2 separate regions of the Homo sapiens genome follow, and region 1 is linked to region 2. A link is an interaction called in ENCODE POLR2A ChIA-PET data of the cell type or tissue named here. Cell type or tissue: B cell. All regions are shown on one strand. Each heading gives the region's core, and the rest is flanking DNA. Links, peaks and the distances in the headings are about the cores only.

What was found. ChIA-PET counts read pairs that join two places held together with the same protein. Peaks named below come from ENCODE experiments on the same cell type or tissue, not always from the same donor. Only the 100,000 strongest peaks of a DNase experiment are listed, where the experiment ranks them.
Region 1: POLR2A ChIA-PET joins it to region 2 with 5 read pairs; 1 of 35 experiments calls an interaction of 5 or more read pairs at or near these places.

The regions. Positions count from the first base shown.
Region 1 is chr19:49,634,986-49,637,885 of GRCh38, forward strand. RRAS (RAS related) reads right to left here. Exons shown (of 6, transcript NM_006270.5): 2 at 2,058-2,145; 3 at 1,839-1,941; 4 at 1,634-1,742; 5 at 749-867; 6 at 307-675. The coding sequence ends at 591. Among named protein-coding and RNA genes, the nearest start is that of RRAS, 3.7 kb to the right of the region's middle. RefSeq lists an enhancer at 1,210-1,776. In B cell, for the core only: no CTCF peak of the experiment used is centred there; a DNase peak (open chromatin) is centred at 1,800.
Region 2 is chr19:49,341,467-49,344,366 of GRCh38, forward strand. It overlaps TEAD2 (TEA domain transcription factor 2), which reads right to left. Exons shown (of 13, transcript NM_001256660.2): 11 at 1,765-1,932; 12 at 972-1,124. Among named protein-coding and RNA genes, the nearest start is that of CD37, 7.5 kb to the left of the region's middle. RefSeq lists an enhancer at 1,623-1,722. In B cell, for the core only: no CTCF peak of the experiment used is centred there; DNase peaks (open chromatin) are centred at 1,395, 1,645 and 1,831; H3K27ac peaks cover 845 bases.

The sequences.
Region 1 (2,900 bases), core at 312-2,811, 290 kb after region 2:
TGGGGGGTCTAGGCACTTGGTTATGCTTTATAAACTTCTTCTGCTCCTCCCCAAGCAATAGGTTCTAGATGCGAGGGTTCTAGGTGGAGGGAGGCCTTAGAACATGTGTGCCCTGAATTCGTTCACCTTCCCAGAGTTCATTCCCCCACCCTTTTTTTTTAAGAGATGGGGGTCTCGCTATGCTGCCCAGGCTGGTCAAAAACTCCTGGACTCAAGCGGTCCTCCCGCATTGGCCTCCCAAAATGCTGCGATTACAGGAGTGAGCCACAGTGCCCGACCCTCATTACCTTTTTAGAAAGCACCTCCTGACGTTGGCAGTGACATTTATTTTTCTGGGGGAGGGGAGTTATATACAGCAGTGACCCGGAGCCCCTCACCCCCACCAGGCTTAGGTGGGGACAGGAGGCGTTGGCAGAAGGCACACAGTGGCAGTAGCCCAGAAGAGGCCAGGAAGTAAGGGTGGGTATGTGATGTGTCCTGGGAGACCCAGATGAGGAAATTGAGGCTCAGTGAGGGCCTCAGGTCACACAGCAAGGTGCGAAGGCAGCTAGTCCCGAGAGCTTGTGGTGGTTGCTTCTCTCTTGCCTGGGCTACAGGAGGACGCAGGGGCAGCCCCCGCCCTTCTTCCTGGGGGCACTGGGAGGGCTCGGTGGGAGCTCTTGTTCCTGGTATTTCCTGTGGGAAAACGCCAGTGAGTTTGGAGTGGAAGGGCTGGGGACAAGGACGACAGGAAGGGGACTTGGCTCACCGGACAGCCCGCACCAGCTGCTCAAAAGCCTCGTCCACGTTGAGACGCAGTTTGGCCGAGGCCTCAAAGTAGGCCACGTGGTGGGAGGCGCCGAAGGCAGAGGCTTCTGATCGGGGGACCTGGGGGTAGGGGGGACACGGGGGAGTCAGGTCCCTGCACTCAGGGTGACCGCAGCCAGAGAGACAGACAGGCAGGCTGGATACTCTAGGAGAGGTGACCCACTGTGAGAACTCAAAGAGGAAGAGCTCCTGAGAGATTATGGAGGGAGATGCCGCAGGGGCTTGGTGTCTTCTAAGTAAGGGATGGGGGCAGGCTTCGTGGGCACTTGCCCTGCTATGCCTTAGATAACCAGGAGTGGGCAGGCAGGGAAGTCAGGGTGTTCCCGGCAGAGGCAGGCGGAACCCCAAAGCCTGGAAATCCCCAGAGCCTTTGCCAGATGGATGAGTTCTGTGTGGAAATCGTTGTGGGGGAAGTGATGGGAGCAGGGAAAGGAGGGGCGCAACTGTGCGGGGCATCTGGCACCTGGGGAGGAACTGGGGAGCCATGGAGGGGGCCGGCCATGAGCAGGGGAGGTGCTGGGGCTGGTGGGAGGTTGGCTGGAAGGGAGGAATGCGAGGAAGGGGCAAAGAGAGCTGGCGGACGGGGGGTGAATGTCCTTTGTTCCGTCCAGCAGCCTCTCCTGAGGACACTTGCATGCTAGGCCCTCTGCTCGGTGATGCCGGGGACCCTGAAGGTCCAGTTTGGGGGTAACCCATCTAGGTGAGCTGTGTGACAGTGGCAGTCGCAGCACTGCAGGAACAGAGGAGGATGCTGATGGGGGACAGGTGTGCTGGAAGGAGCCTCCCAGACTGAGATGGGGTCCCCAGAAAGAGGGGTGTCCCGAACCTGGCGCTGTGACTCCAGATCTGCCTTGTTCCCGACCAACACAACGGGGAAGTCGTCGCGGTCCTTGACCCGCAGAATCTGCGTGAAGAGCTTGCCCACCTCGTTGAAACTGCGAGTGAAGCCGGAGGCATGAGGTCCAGCCAGCTGCAGAGCCCAGGTCCTCCCCACACCCACCCACTGCTCCGCCACCAGCAACCCCTGTCACCTCTGCCGGTCGTTAATGGCGAACACCAGCAGGAAGCCGTGGCCAGCACGCATGTACTGCTCTCTCATGGCCCCGAACTCTTCCTGGCCCGCGGTGTCCAGGACTGCAGAGACAGGGAGAGGGGCCATCGTGGGGACCAGGCTCCCCGCAGTCACCCCCAAGAGCCCTCAGCCCCCACTGACACCACCCCCATCCATCATCCATCCTTGCCGCCCTCACTGTCCAGCCGGGCTGGGATGCCATCCACACTGCAGATCTTCGTGTAGGAGTCCTCAATAGTGGGGTCGTAGTCAGACACGAAGTAGGACTGGCGGGGTGGGGAGAGGATAGTTACTGCAGTGCCCCGGCAGACAGGACGAAGCCCTGCCCTTGGGATGCCTCTCTCAGTCTCTGTCCCTCTCTCTCTAAATGTCTGTCCCTGTTGCTGGGTCTCTGCCCCCTTTTCTCTGGGTCTCTGTCCCGTCTGTCTCTCTGAGTCTTTTTTTTTTTTTTTTTTTTTTGAGACGGAGTTTCGCTCTTGTTGCACAGGCTGGAGTGCAATGGCGAGATCTCGGCTCACTGCAACCTCCGCCTCCTGGGTTCAAGAGATTCTCCTGCCTCAGCCTCCCAAGTAGCTGGGATTACAGGCATGCGCCACCACACCTGGCTAATTTTGTATTTTTAGTAGAGATGTGTTGGTCAGGCTGTGTTGGTCAGGCTGGTCTCGAACTCCTGACCTCAGGTGATCCGCCCGCCTGGGTCTCCCAAAGTGCTGGGATTACAGATGTGAGCCACTGCGCCCTGCCCTGTCCTTCTCTCTCTCTCCAGATGTCTGTCCTTGTTGCTGGGTCTCTGCCCCCTTTTCTCTGGGTCTCTGTCCCCTCTGTCTCTCTGAGTCTCTATTACTCTCTCTCTCTGGGTCTCTGTCCCCTTCTCTTTGGGTAGCTGCTCCCCTGCCCCCCTTTCCCTGCCCCCCACCCCTCCTACCAGTCTTCTTCTCTCTGAGTCACTCCTGGTCCTCTCTTTCTGGTATAAGGTACATGTCCCACATCGTGATTACATCCTAGCTGTGTGACACTGAAC
Region 2 (2,900 bases), core at 251-2,750:
TGCTTAGAAGGGAGGGCAGGGACCCCTGTGCCCCCCTGCCAAGCTATCATGGAATACCCAGCAGGCTCTTTTCCATCTCCAGGAAACAGGCCGCCACCATATCATGTTCCCCAGGAGAAAGGGATGCCCAAAAGTCAGTTCCCTGGGCAATGGGGGTTACCCCTCAGCTGAGCGTTGGCAGTTATGGTGTATCACATCTCAGGGTTAATCGGGTTCCCATCACATCACATTCCCTGGGTAAAAGGGGTCCCCATCATGTCACAAGTAAAGGGAGAACCCTCCCTGCAGGTTCCGCGGTCAAGGGGTCTCTGCCTCAGCAGTCCAAAAAGTTAAAGGGGCTCCCACCATATCATGTTCCTTGACAAGCTGAGGATCTGCCTTCGAGTGCCCTCCAGTCAGCTTCACCAGGGAAGGAGGGACCCACCTTATGTGCGAGTGCTGTGGGGCTGGGCGTGGTGGCTCACACCTGTAATCCCAGCACTTTGGGAGGCCTAGGCAGGTGGATCACTTGAGGTCGGAGATCAAGACCAACCTGGCCAACATGGTGAAACCCCATCTCTACTAAAAATACAAAAATTAGCCAGGCGTGGTGGGGCGTGCCTGTAATCCCAGCTACTCGGGAGGCTGAGGCAGGAGAATCACTTGAACCCGGGAGGCAGAGGTTGCAGTGAGCCGAGATCTTGCCACTGCACTCCAGCCTGGGCGACAGAGCGAGACTCCATCTCAAAAAAAAAAAGAGAGAGAGTGCTGTGACATCCCCACCCTGGGTGAAGGGTCCCCTAAACTAAGGGTCAATGGTGGGGTCCCCGCTGCATCAGTTTCCTAGTTAAAAGAGCCTCAGGCTGAGGGCTCACTTTGGAGTCCCTGCTGTGTCAGTTCCTGGGTGAGGAGATCCCCTAGACTGAGGGTCTGTTATAGGTACTGTCCCTCCACACTGGGGGGCCCCACTCCAGCCCAGCCCCAGGCATCACCTGGAGGATGGTGAAGTTTTCCAGGACGCTGTTCATCATGTATCGCTCAGGCAGCTGCCGCAACTTGTGCAAGAAATTCACCAGGTACTCGCACATGGGCGAGCGCAGCAGGCGGTACACAAATCTGCCGTCCTCCAGCTGGGCCCGTTCCGTCTGAACCAAGGGGAAGGGAGTTGGGAAAATGGTGGCTGAGAGACCCACGGGTCACCCCAGGAATTGAGCTCCACCCTGTGCCTCTAAGATGCCACCACACTCACTCTCACTGCCACCTTCCTTTCATCACCCCACCCACAGTGACTGGAGACTGGGCCTGAACCCTCGGAGATCCGAATCAGGATCTCTGAGCCTGCAAATCACAAGCCCCTCAAAGTGATTCTCTGAACCCCCAAAGACCTCTGGACTCCTCTAACCTCCCAGCCCTCAGATACCCTCCAAAGACCCCTCCATGACGTCTTCAAACTCTGACTTCTAAACTTGAGACTTCCCCAAGTCTCCAGCAACTGTAAGTGTGACTTCTGAACCTTCTTGCCCTAAGAACCTCTCCATATCCATAAGACCCTTCTCAATCTCAGTGACTCTAAGTCTCTATACTACACATTACCTGTCAGCCCGCAGAATGATCCCTGCCTGTGACTTCTGAACTGCCCATTAGCTCCCAACGCATGCATTAAACCCTCAAAGAGGCTGGGACCCACTCCCTCCATGCATACTCCCAAATGCCTGAGTCATGATGGCTTCTGGTCCATTCTGCACCCCCAAGTGCTGACCCAGAGCTCCACCCCTCCAGCCTCACCTCCACCTTCTCCACCACCTGCTTGCCAAAAGAGCAGACCTTGGAGGAACAGGTGAGGGTCATGTGTTCCAGGCTCTCATACTGGCTGCTCACTCCGTAGAAGCCACCACTGCTGATGCTGCCACCGGCCCCTGCCTCCTCACCACTTGGGCCCCAGTTCAGGTCCGCCTGGGAGATGGGAAGGCACAGATGAGTCAGAGGGGACATCCCTTATAAACAGTGGGGACTACCAGGCGCAGTGGTTCACACCTGTAATCCCAGTACTTTGGGAGGCCGAGGCGGGCGGATCACCTGAGGTTGGGAGTTCAAGACCAGCCTGACCAACATGGAGAAACCCCATCTCTACTAAAAATACAAAATTAGCCGGGCGTGGTGGTGCATGCTTGTAATCCCAGCTACTGGGACACTGACGCAGGAGAATCACTTGAACCCGGGAGGCAGAGGTTGCGGTGAGCCGAGATCATACCATTGCACTCCAGCCTGAGCAACGAGAGCGAAACTCCATCTTAAAAAAAAAAAAAACACAGTGGGGACTCTGCCCCATAGCCTACCATTACCCCTGCAGTTCCCGGCTTGATTCTTCAGTGTTGTTTTGTTTTTTTGTTGTTTGTTTGTCTTTTTTTTTGGGGGGGGGGGAACAGGGTCTTGCTCCGTCACCCAGGCAATGTGTGGTGGTACAATCACAGCTCACTGCAGCCTCGACCTCCTGAGCTCAAGTGATCCTCCCATCTCAGCCTCCTGAGTAGCTAGGACCACAGGTGCATGCCACCACATCCAGCTAATATTTTGTATTTTTTGTAGAAACAGGGTTTCACCATGTTGCCCAGGCTGGTCTCCAACTCCTGGGCTCAAGCGATCCTCCCACCTTGGCCTCCGAAAGTGCTGGGATTACAGGCATGAGCCACCGCGTCAGGCTTTCAAAGTTCTCCAAGGGCTGGTTTCTGGAGAAGATCCACCGTCCATCAGCGTTGAAGAAGTCTGGGTCCCCAAAACAGTCTTGGCCCTGTCTCCCCAGTAACCAAAGGAGCCCTGGAATTCAATTTCAACCTTTTTTCTTTTCTTTTTTTTTTTTCTGAGATGAAGTCTCGCTCTTGTTGCCCAGTGCAATGCCGCGATCTTGACTCACTGCAACCTCT